Regions from separate parts of the Homo sapiens genome. Here region 2 is linked to region 1. A link is an interaction called in ENCODE POLR2A ChIA-PET data of the cell type or tissue named here. Cell type or tissue: PC-9. All regions are shown on one strand. Links, peaks and the distances in the headings refer to the core of each region. The heading gives the core; the rest is flanking DNA. Region 1 overlaps EEFSEC (eukaryotic elongation factor, selenocysteine-tRNA specific). Region 2 overlaps RAB7A (RAB7A, member RAS oncogene family).

Region 1 (5,371 bases), core at 129-5,128:
CCCCTACTATAGTGCTTGCTCCTTTCTGTAACATCTCCACCCAAACGGTGCCCCCTGGGATGGGCCTAGAGCCAGTCCTCTGTGCTCAGGTCTGATGCTGGTCACAGGGAGAGGGGCAATGGCTGAAACAGAGCTGGGCTGGGGAGAGAGGGTGGGTGGTCGGGGAGAGGGAGAAAGAGAAGGCTTTGGGGGAAGTAGCAGCTCCTCTCCTCCCTCCACAGGCCCTGGCTTAGCCCCATGGGGATATGGGAGAGGGGTAGGATATCCCTAGATCTGGCTCCAGAGAGTCAGCTCTGCCTCACTGCTGCCAGACCGGGGCCTTTACTGTAACTTCCCAAGGGACCTGCTGGTGCCCCTCCTCCCAGGCCACAGAGGCATCCTGCATGGGGCACAGCTGCTGAGCTATGATACCGGTGGTGAGTGTGGGCCGCTGCACTCCCTCCACACAGCTATCTCTGGGCCTGGGCTCTGTCTTCATCACCTCATTGAACCTCCTAACAACCACCTTCACTAGTGGTCAAACCTAGCATTGCCTATGATGGGCAGACATCCGGATAGGACACACTAAGGCCCCGAAATCACCTCTGTAGAATTCCTTCCAAAAATGCACAGCCTGAACCCAGTCATGAAGAAATATCAGACAGACCCAAAGAGTGCACTGGGAAACAACCAACCTGGGCTCTTCAAAAACATCAGTGTTGTAAAACTATTGGTGGCAGCACTGAGCGCAGGTGCCACCTTTCACTGACTCCTCAAGCATGGAAAACTTCCTAAGACACTATTGCGACAGTTGGGGAATCTGAAAATGGACTGTATCCTAGACAATGTGGCATCAATGTCACATTTCTCCAGTGGTAACTGCGTTGTGGTTCTGCAGGAGAATGTCCTTGTTCCTCGGGGACATGTGCTGAGGGTGCAGGCACAGCAGCAGCACCAGGAGGAACCCTCAGTCGGCTCGGCGCACAAACAAAGCAGACAAGACAACACGGAGCAATTGTTGAAGCCAAGGGAGCAACACTGCTCAATAAGCTTTCCACTCTTCAGTATGTTTGAAATTATTTAAAAAGCTAGGAGGGAAAGTCCTCAAGATAACCCACCTTACTGATGAGGAAACTGGGATTTTCAGAAAGGGTAGCATTCTAGCCAGGATTCCAACACAGGTCTGGCTGCCTCCGAAGCTCTTGTTCTTTGAAGGTACCCTGCTACCCACATCCCAGTGTGGGCTGAAAATGCCAAGTGTGCACAATACCAGCCCTGCCAATGTCTCTCAGTAAAAGTTAATTTGGTCCTGGCAGGGGCTACTTTCCAGGCAGCTGGCTGGTGGTGCTAATGAAATCCCAAGGACAGGTTATTGGGGTTGCCCCAGAATCTGCTCCAAACAGAGCAGCTGGATGGTTGGAGAGAGCACATTTTAAAAGAGAAGAAAGCCAGTTTCATTTCAAACCCCAGAGGAACACACAGCCTCACAGCCCATTGTCTGAGGGCCTGTTATTTATGGGAACATAACAATATCCACAACCTCAGGGCTCATCGTGTCCTGTCCCTTTGGCACCAGGATGTGTTTTCACTTTTGCTCTATGCTGAGTTTCCAGAAGCCTCCCAGCTAAGTGGAACCATGGGTGATGTCCACTTCCATTGGGAACTTCAGGGTCTGGTGGGCCAGTCATCTAGCTCCTCTGAGCCTCACAGTGCCTTTGGGAGAAACAGGGCGATGGCCTCCTCTTGAAGGCTGCAGCAGGAGGAAGAGACGGCACATTAAGGACCTGGTGCCAACACAGAGACCACACATTGTGGCCCAACTGAGAATGGGAAGATTTCATGTAAAAATACAGATATCCAGGCTTTCTTGAAAAATTGGAAGTGGTAATGCCACCGTGGCTGTGCTACAGCCCAGCAATACGGGCATGGAGCTCAGGGGGCCCAGCCCCTTGGGTTTTCAGGCCTGGACTCCGGCACGTGTCAGGCTCATGCGGTGCAGGCAGATGAGGGAAGGGGCTGGCAGCCCACTCCCAACGCCTGCAACATGCTGGGCATCCTTGCACACTGGTTTACTCCTCACAGTCCTTCAAGACAGGATTGTTACCCCCATTTTATCAGATGAAAACCGAGGGCTCCAAAGGCAGTGAGCTGACCCAGGCCCTTCAGAAGGATTAGCAACAGTGAGAAAGCTTCCGGGAAGTGGCCCTGACCAGCAAGGCTCAGCTGAGCTACCACATCCAGGGAGTGATTTTAACATGCGCAGTTGTCATTGTTGTTTATTGTTTTTTAAAACTCCTCTTTCTTAAAACACAGAAAACTTCATTTCTTGTGTGTGTTGTGGACTGTACTTCTTTTTTTGTTTTTTTTTTTTTGTTTTTTTTGGAGATGGAGTCTCGCTCTGTCACCCAGGCTGGAGTGCAGTGGCGCAATCTCCTGGCTCACTGTAACCTCCATCTCCCAGGTTCAAGCAATTCTCCTGCCTCAGCCTCCCGAGTAGCTGGGACTACAGGTGTGTAACCACTATGCCCAGCTAATTTTTAAATTTTTATTAGAGATGGGGTTTTGCCACATTGGCCAGTCTGGTCTCCAACTCCTGACCTCAGGTGATCCGCTTGCCTCAGCCTCCCCAGGCATAGGGATTACAGGTGTGAGCCACTGCACTCAGCCTGTGGACTGTACTTCTGTGCCAAATGCAACCACCATCTGCTGTGACTGGCTGTAGCTGGAGACAGGACACACTCCAGCTGACCTTGTGCAAGGGGCTACACCCAGGATCTAGGCTGTGGCAGCACCATCCTGGCCCAGCCCAAGGGCATCAGGCCATGTGACTGGCCCCATGGAATTCCTGAGGCACGGCTCTCCCAGTGGGTGGTGGGAGGAAGAACCATTAGGCAAGTGATCGCAGGAGGCAGCTTTTCAGCAGAGCCCTAGCCTGAGCTGGAGTCAGCACGCGTCACCAGTGCAGAACTGCTTGGCATTCCAGATGAAATGGGTGACAGGAAAAGGGAGTCTTATTGTAGAGCTGGTTTCTTTGGAGGGCTGATGGAGCCAGTGATATGGCCAGGCAGGCAGTGGGGCCACAGCACCAACTGTGGTGCTTCACTCATCTCTGGGTCTGGTTTCAAGGCTGTCTCTCTCCCTGTAAGGTGGGAAGGGGACATAAGTCCATAATCGGCAGCCTAAGTAGGGGTGCAGCAATGTTGCAGTCTCACGGCATCCCTGAGGTAGGCCTTGTGGAAACAGGATGTGGCTCTTGCTTACAGGCACAGGAGTCCACACAGCAGGTGGCTGGTTCGATGCGGAGGTGATACTCAGGGCCAGCAGGAATAGCCTGAGCAGCACCACTGTGGCACCCTCACCTCCAGGGGCACTGAGACTCCAATTTGTCCTCAGACCCCAGTGCAATGCCACTTCCGAAGGAAGCCTTCCCAAGCCCAGACTCGGTTGGGGTCCTACTGTAAGATCTCATGGCATTGTGCACCTTCTGTGCACAGCATGCATGTGGCTGCCAATACACAAATGCTCAGGAGAAAGTCTGCCAGTGCCAGCATCCTAACTGTTACAGGCTGAACTGTGTCCCTTCAAATTCATATACTGGAATCCTAACCCCCAGACTTTAGAATGGGACTGTATTTGGAGGCAGGGCCTTTAAAGGTGTAATTAAGATGAAATGAGGTCTTTAGGTTGAGTTCTAAACCAAACTGACTAATGTCCTTCAAAATAGAGGTTGGGACACAGACACGCACAGAGGGACAGCCATGTGAGGACACAGGGAGAAGGCAGCCGTCTGCAAGCCAAGAGAGAGGCTGCAGGAGAAACCCACCCTGCAGACACCTTGATCTTGGACTTCCAGGCTCCAGAACTGACAGGAAATGAATGCCTATTGTTTAAGCCACCGCGTCTGTGGTATTCTGTTATGATAGCCCGAGTTGACTAGTACACCAACCCAACAGCCCCATGAGCTCAGGGGTCATGTGGGCTGTGGCTCACTGTGGTCTTTCTAGAACCCAACACAAGGATGACACATAACAGGGGCTCAAAAGCACACTGTTGAACAGAGGGGTGATTAGCTGTGAACTCCCGGGGTGCAGGGACTGTGTCTTGTTTGAGCCATGTGCCCAGAACCCAACACTATGTCTGATACCAGAAAAATACTTTCCACACACAAGAGTCAGTGCTTGGTAAAGAAGAGCTAGCTAAAGTCAGAGTGACTGTGTGAGGCCAGAGCCCTCCTGTCTCTGACCTTGAAAATCAGGACCCCAGCTCCTGCTCCTCCTCCTCCTCCTCTGTGCCCTCAGGCTGACTGCCAGGGCACTGGGGTTGGTCTGATTTCCTCCTCTGCAGAACTGGGGTGATGACAGCCTGGTTTCCCTGGGCTGCTGGCAGGATTGAGTGGTCAGACTACACAAGGGCGTGCTGCCTGGCACAGGGCATGGGCAGCAGCTGATTGTACTGCTGACATTGTCTCAGCCTCAGGCCCTGCCTGCTACCCTCCGGATGGCTGTAGGCCCTCATGCTACAAGTCACCCAGGCCAATTCCATTCCTTCTGGTCACCAGCCCATATGGACCAATGCCCCTGGCCATTTCTTAGAACCATAGTTTCTATTCTTAGAGTTACTTGCCTGGGACCTCACCAACACACTGGTCCCCCAAAACCACTGAAGGGGTGTGTCCCCAACTCCTGCAGGCCTGGCCCAGTCCATACTAAATGACCCATATTTCTAGCAAATAGAGCTTCTGGGACTTAGGCCCTGACAAATCTGCCACCTTGTGAACCTGGGTCTGAGAGCCCCTGACAATCTGTTGCCTGGTCAACAGAGAGGTGCATCAGCTTCTGGGCTGAGCTGAAGCACTTGCTGCTCTGCCCTGTACTGGTCCCGGGAGAGACATTGGCCATCCAACGGCTGAGGCAAAGCGGGGCATCTGGGGGATGCCTCTATGATTTGGCTTCTGTTTTCAATCAGGAGGGAAAGGTATAATCCTTGTTTTTGACCATGCAAAGTGCTTTCCAGGGTCAATAAATTGGAGAGGTCCTTGTGGCACAGCCAATCCCTGCTTGAAAGGTGGCTGGTTAATCTCCTGTGAAGCAGCCTGGCATGAATGCAGCACCGGGGCTCCTACAGGCATCGTTTCCCAGTGCTCTGTGGTAGGGACAGGGCATGGGTGGGAGGATAAAGTGAGGCCCTCAGTGGACATGTGAGCTACCCCACCAAGAGGAAGGGCTGGCAGGTGAGGGGTGGGTGCACACAGCACACAATTCCAGCCACCACTTAGGGAGCCCCTGCCGTAAGTGGATACTATAGGCAGTCCTCTCCAGGGATTCTATGATTAAATTTTCAGCCTTCCTGGAAATCAGAATGACTAGCTCTGGGTTAGCACTGAAGAAGCTGA
Region 2 (5,371 bases), core at 118-5,117, 390 kb before region 1:
TAAAATATTAAAACAATTACCATTTTCACCATTTTTAAGTGTATATTTCAGTGGCATTAAGTACCATGAAGTTTATTTTTGTTTTACAATAGATTTAAAATCCCACTTTAAGATAACTGGCAAAACATGCAAACATGGTACCAAGTCCAGGGAGAGGAAATGTAAAGGCTCCACACCTTCTGCACAGTTAAGTGCACCACAGACATCTTGATGGGGCTGGTGCCACAGTTTGGCAGGCATAAATATAAATGAAAACATTAAATGCTCGGTTGCTTTTCAGTAATGCCTAAAGTAGTCTTATTCACATCCCTATTTCAATATGTTAATTAAATTGTATACAATCACACTCTGTCCCTGTAATTTAACTAAAATTCCAATTTTCAAAACAGGATTTATAGGTTGACAGCTGCTGCTCTAGAGGAGAGGTGCCTTTTTCCAGAGGGCAAATCTGTGGCAGAGAACTCAGTCTTAAAGATCTAAATAAAGGACTGTTAACTCAGAGGTCATGCCAATCTGGACACAGACCTTGGTACATAAGGCCTGTTCAGAGGCTGGTGATCTTAACACAGATTCATTTCCCAAGCACCTGCACCAGCCCAACTGCTAGAGATGCAAAGATGACCAAGATAGTCTCCCTACCTCAAGCTTGGTTTAAGGAGACCCTGGATAAGCAGACAGGAAAATGGCAATAAATGTATGATGTCATAAGAATAGTCAAGACTTCTTCCTCCGAGTGGGATGGGGGGGTATAGAGGACTTTGACTATGGTTTGCCATATTTTAAGTTTTAAAACAATGACTATGTATGACTTCGTAATCAAAAGAAACTCTCAACACAAAAGGGGTTAGAGGTGATCAGGAATCTAACCCATTATATGAGGGCTTTAAGAACGCTTCCCAAAGAGGATACCTAGATGTTGAATCCTCAACTGGGTACAGAGATTATCTTAGAAGAATACAGGCCAGAATTTTAACATGGGGAGGAGGCAACAGGCTGAGAAACCTCAAGAACAGCTGTGCTTACTTTTTATACACTTACGCCAAGGATTTGGGGGCTGGAAAAATCTGACCTCTTGGTACTCTTGTTTCTACTTAGCTTTAGAAACAAATTCGTGCATCTGTACAATTTCCATCCTTATCTGTAAGAAAGGCTTCCTCTCCACCTCTTAGGGTTGTAGGGAGGATTCCACAGGCAAATGGGAGATGAAGCTTTTTAAGGGATAAAACACTTTATATAGGTCTATACCTTAACTGAAGTCGCTATGGGACCGGCAGTGGAAATGACATGATTTTGCCTAGGTTCCCCTACAAAGAGGATTCGACCACAAAAGATTTCAAGGCCTACACTAGTTCCATATGTTTATAACTCAGTTTAAGCTAGAGGCTGTTTTTCTGCAGCTCTTGCTAGCCAAAAACCTAACCACCTTACACTCCAGGCTTTGCCTTTGTTATGATTGCTAGATGAATTTCCTTGCTTCCACACAAAGGCTTGACAATCAACAGACGGTTAGGTGACAGCATTGACCTTATTGCTCATCCCAGTATATCTAAGGGGTACTCACAAACCAGCTATTAGCACTCTACATTGTAGGAAGTGTTTCTGAAACAGAGATATGGGAAGGATCAATATAAGAATCCTCCAAGATAAAACCTATCTCTGGGAAAAAGTGACTCCATTATTGCTGGAGTATTTGGGCTCTCCAGAGATAAACAGAACCAATAGATTACACATAAAGACAGTTATTACAAGGAATTGGCTCACAGGATTATGTAGGCTGAGAAGTCCCATGACCTGCAGTTGGGAGGTCTGAGAATCGGGAGAGCTGACAGAGTTAAGCTCTAGTTGCAGCCTGGAGTCCAGAGGGCAAAGAACACCTATGTCCCATCTCAAGCACGGTCAGGCGGAGAAAGAAGACTTTCCTGCTCAGCCTCCTTCTCTAAGCAGCCTCCCGTGGATGAAGCTCACCCACGCTGGGGAGGGCAGCCACCTTCACTCAGTCCACCAAATCTCATCCAGAAACACCCTCACAGGCACACCCAGAATAATGTTTAGCCACATATCTGGGCACCTGAGGACCAGTCAAATTGACTCATAAGTCATCATCGAGGCTGGGCATGGTGGTTCACGCCTATAATCCCAGCACTTTGGGAGGCCGAGGCAGGCAGATCACCTGAGGTCGGGAGTTAGAGACCAGCCTGACCAATATGGAGAAACCCCGTCTCTACTAAAAATACAAAATTAGCCGGGCGTGGTGGTGCATGCCTGTAATTCCAGCTACTTGGGAGGCTGAGACAGGAGAAGTCGCTAGAACCCAGGAAGCGGAGGTTGCAGTGAGCCAAGATTGCGCCACTGCACTCCAGCCTGGGTAACAAGAGCGAAACTCCGTCTCAGAAAAAAAAAAAGTCACCATCATACACGGGCAGATATGAAAACCTAACAGAGCTTACTTGAGGTTCAGGTACCATGGGGTGTTGTAACGCCCAAGCAAAAGCTGAGATCTTCAGGCTGAGGAGGAAGTGTTAAAGAACAGAATGTCAAAGGTTTCACAACACTTTGCTTCTATTTCAAAAGCTACATTCCTGCAAAGGAAGTGTAAAAGGACTAAAACTTAAAACCCATTCTCAAACTGGGCCCACAAGATCTTGGCAGAATAGACGTCCACCTGCCTCACAAGATCACCCAGTGCACAGCCTCCCTCAGACAACTTTTAGGTAGTCATGGCTAGAAACTGATCCGAGATGGCAATGCACAGCAACTGGGATAATCGGGGAAAGGAACTAACATAAACCTTCCTTACCTACCACATTAAGCTCCTGTGGCTTTTCCACCGCTAACACTGAATTCCTGCCACATTATGAGGAGCTAATACACAGTTTACTTAATCTTATTCCTCTTAGGTTAAACCATTTGCCTCAGAATGTAAATTCTCAGTTTCCCTGTAGCTACTCAACAATCTCAATGTAACTATGAAACCATATTTCATGGCCAGAGACCTATCAGCTTATGGCACATTTGGATTTCTTTGGAAAAAGAATTTGAACAGAAGATACTGATCTTAATTTAACTCATTTGTAAAACACAGGGGCTGTAAGTTGAAGATCACTGAACTTAAAAACAAGCTGTAGTCTGTTTACTACTCAACCAAAGCCTGAGTGAGTAGCATTAGAACAGTAAGTCCCCTTAAAACTCTGAGCCAGGGATTTTGTTTCTTTGTGGCAACAGAAACATTTCAAATGAACTCATATGTTAAATCTTAAGCAAAAAACAGATAAAACACAGCTATTCGTGGGATGGCCGAGAGCAATCCAATGCTACCAAAGGATCATGTTCAAGGAACCCTCAAGAGTTCTGTCCACAACCAGAATATCATTGATATACTCCAAACCCTTTTATCTGATATATGAGAAAACTAATGCTCAGAGACAGAAGCATGCTTGCCCAAGAGTAAAAATCCCTAAAGATTTTTCGTTGTTGTTTTAAAGTCATTCATTCTTGATGAATGTCACTACAAACAAGCAGAATTAAAAAACCAAACGCAGGAGGCTGGGCCAGTGGCTCACGCCTGTAATTCCCAGCACTTTGGGAGGCCGAGGCGGGCGGATCACGAGGTCAGGAGACCGAGACCATCCTGGCTAACACGATGAAACCCCGTCTCTACTAAAAATACAAAAAAAAATTAGCTGGGCGTAGTGGCGGGCGCCTGTAGTCCCACCTACTCGGGAGTCTGACGCTGGAGAATGGCGTGAACCTGGAAGGCGGAGCTTGCAGTGAGCCGAGATAGCGCCACTGCACTCCAGCCTGGGCGACAGAGCCAGACTCTGTCTCAAAAAAAAAAAAAAAACAAAAAAACAAACACTGGGGTGGTGGCTCACACCTGTAACCCCAGCAATTTGACAGGCTAGGGCAGGAAGATCATTTGAGGCCGGAAATTCAAATCCAGCCTAACCAATATAGTGAGAGGCTGCCTCTACAAAAAAATTTAAAAATTAGCCAGGTGTGGTGGCTCACACCTGTAATCCCAGTGATTTGCGAAGCCAAGGACAGAAGACTGCTTGAGCCCAGAACTTTGAAGTTAGAGTGAGCTACAATCGCACCACTGTACTCCAGCCTGGGTGACAGAGCAAGACCCTGACTCTAAAAATAAAAAAAATAAAATAGGCTGGGCGCAGTGGCTCACAAGTGTAACTCCAGCACTTTGGGAGGCTGAGGCAGGAAGACTGCTTAAGCCCAGGAGTTGGAGACCAGCCTGGGCAACACAGCAAGACCTTGTCTCTGTTTTCTTAAAAATATTTTTCTTAGGCCAGGCACAGTGGCTCATGCCTATAATCCCAGCACTCTGGGAGGCTGAGGCAGGTGGATCACTTGAGGTCAGGAGTTCAAGACCAGCCTGGCCAGCATGGTAAAACCCCACCTCTACTAAAAATACAAAAATTAGCTGGGCGTGGTGGTGGGCACCTGTAGTCCCAGTTAGGAGAATGAGGCAGGAGAAATCACTTGTAACCCAGGAGGCAGAGGTTGCAGTGAGCTGAGATCATGCCACTATACTCCAGCCTGGGTAACACAGCAAGACTTGGTCTCAAAAAAAAAAAAATTGTTTTTAAAATAAATAAAAATATTTTATTTAAAAAATAAAATATAAAACATTCATCTTGTGCCTCTGCCTCGCCTGTACTTCTAGCTTTGCTTTCAAACTGCTAAGCACACCTGGCCTCAATATCACACTTGTTCCCTCTCCTGCACCATCAGTGGCTCAAATGCCATCTTTCCCCAACCATCCTACATAAAATGGCACACTTTCACTTCACCCTGTGTTACTGTTCTCCATAGCACTTATCTGATATTCATGTTCTATCAAGTATGGCTGGGAGAGAAAAAAATGGAGAATAACTGCTTAATTTGCATAGTCTCTGGTTGGCATGAGGAAAGGTTCTGGAAATAGGTGGTGGTGATGTATGTACAAGAGTGGGACTGGGCCAGGTGTGGTGGCTCACACCTGCAATCCCAGCACTTTGGGAGGTGGAGGTGAGTGGATCACCTGAGGCCAGGGATTCAAGCCCAGCCTGGGCAATATGGCAAAACCCCGTCTCTACTAAAAAATACAAAAATGAGCCGGGCGTGGTGGTGCGCGCCTGTAGTCCCAGCTACTTGGGAAGCTGAAGCAGGAGAATCGCTTGAACCCACGAGGTGGAGTTTGCAGTGAGCTGAGATCATGCCACTGCACTCCAGCGTGGGTGACAGAGCGCAACTCCGTCTCAAAAAAAAAAAAAAAAAGATAGCGAATACTAAGGTGAAAAACCCCAACAGTCCAAATATGAACCTCGGCCATTACCACACTGTTTTCATTGGTGTAGCTTTGCAGTACATTTTGAAA

The links. Peaks named below come from ENCODE experiments on the same cell type or tissue, not always from the same donor. Only the 100,000 strongest peaks of a DNase experiment are listed, where the experiment ranks them.
Region 2: POLR2A ChIA-PET joins it to region 1 with 6 read pairs; 1 of 35 experiments calls an interaction of 5 or more read pairs at or near these places.

The regions. Positions count from the first base shown.
Region 1 is chr3:128,365,425-128,370,795 of GRCh38, reverse strand. The region is part of intron 6 of EEFSEC (eukaryotic elongation factor, selenocysteine-tRNA specific); the gene reads right to left. Among named protein-coding and RNA genes, the nearest start is that of DNAJB8-AS1, 95 kb to the left of the region's middle. RefSeq lists an enhancer at 1,454-1,954. In PC-9, for the core only: no CTCF peak of the experiment used is centred there; a DNase peak (open chromatin) is centred at 2,815; H3K27ac peaks cover 789 bases.
Region 2 is chr3:128,756,745-128,762,115 of GRCh38, reverse strand. All of the region lies in intron 1 of RAB7A (RAB7A, member RAS oncogene family), which reads right to left. Among named protein-coding and RNA genes, the nearest start is that of RAB7A, 33 kb to the right of the region's middle. RefSeq lists an enhancer at 3,145-3,644. In PC-9, for the core only: no CTCF peak of the experiment used is centred there; a DNase peak (open chromatin) is centred at 2,545; H3K27ac peaks cover 1,057 bases.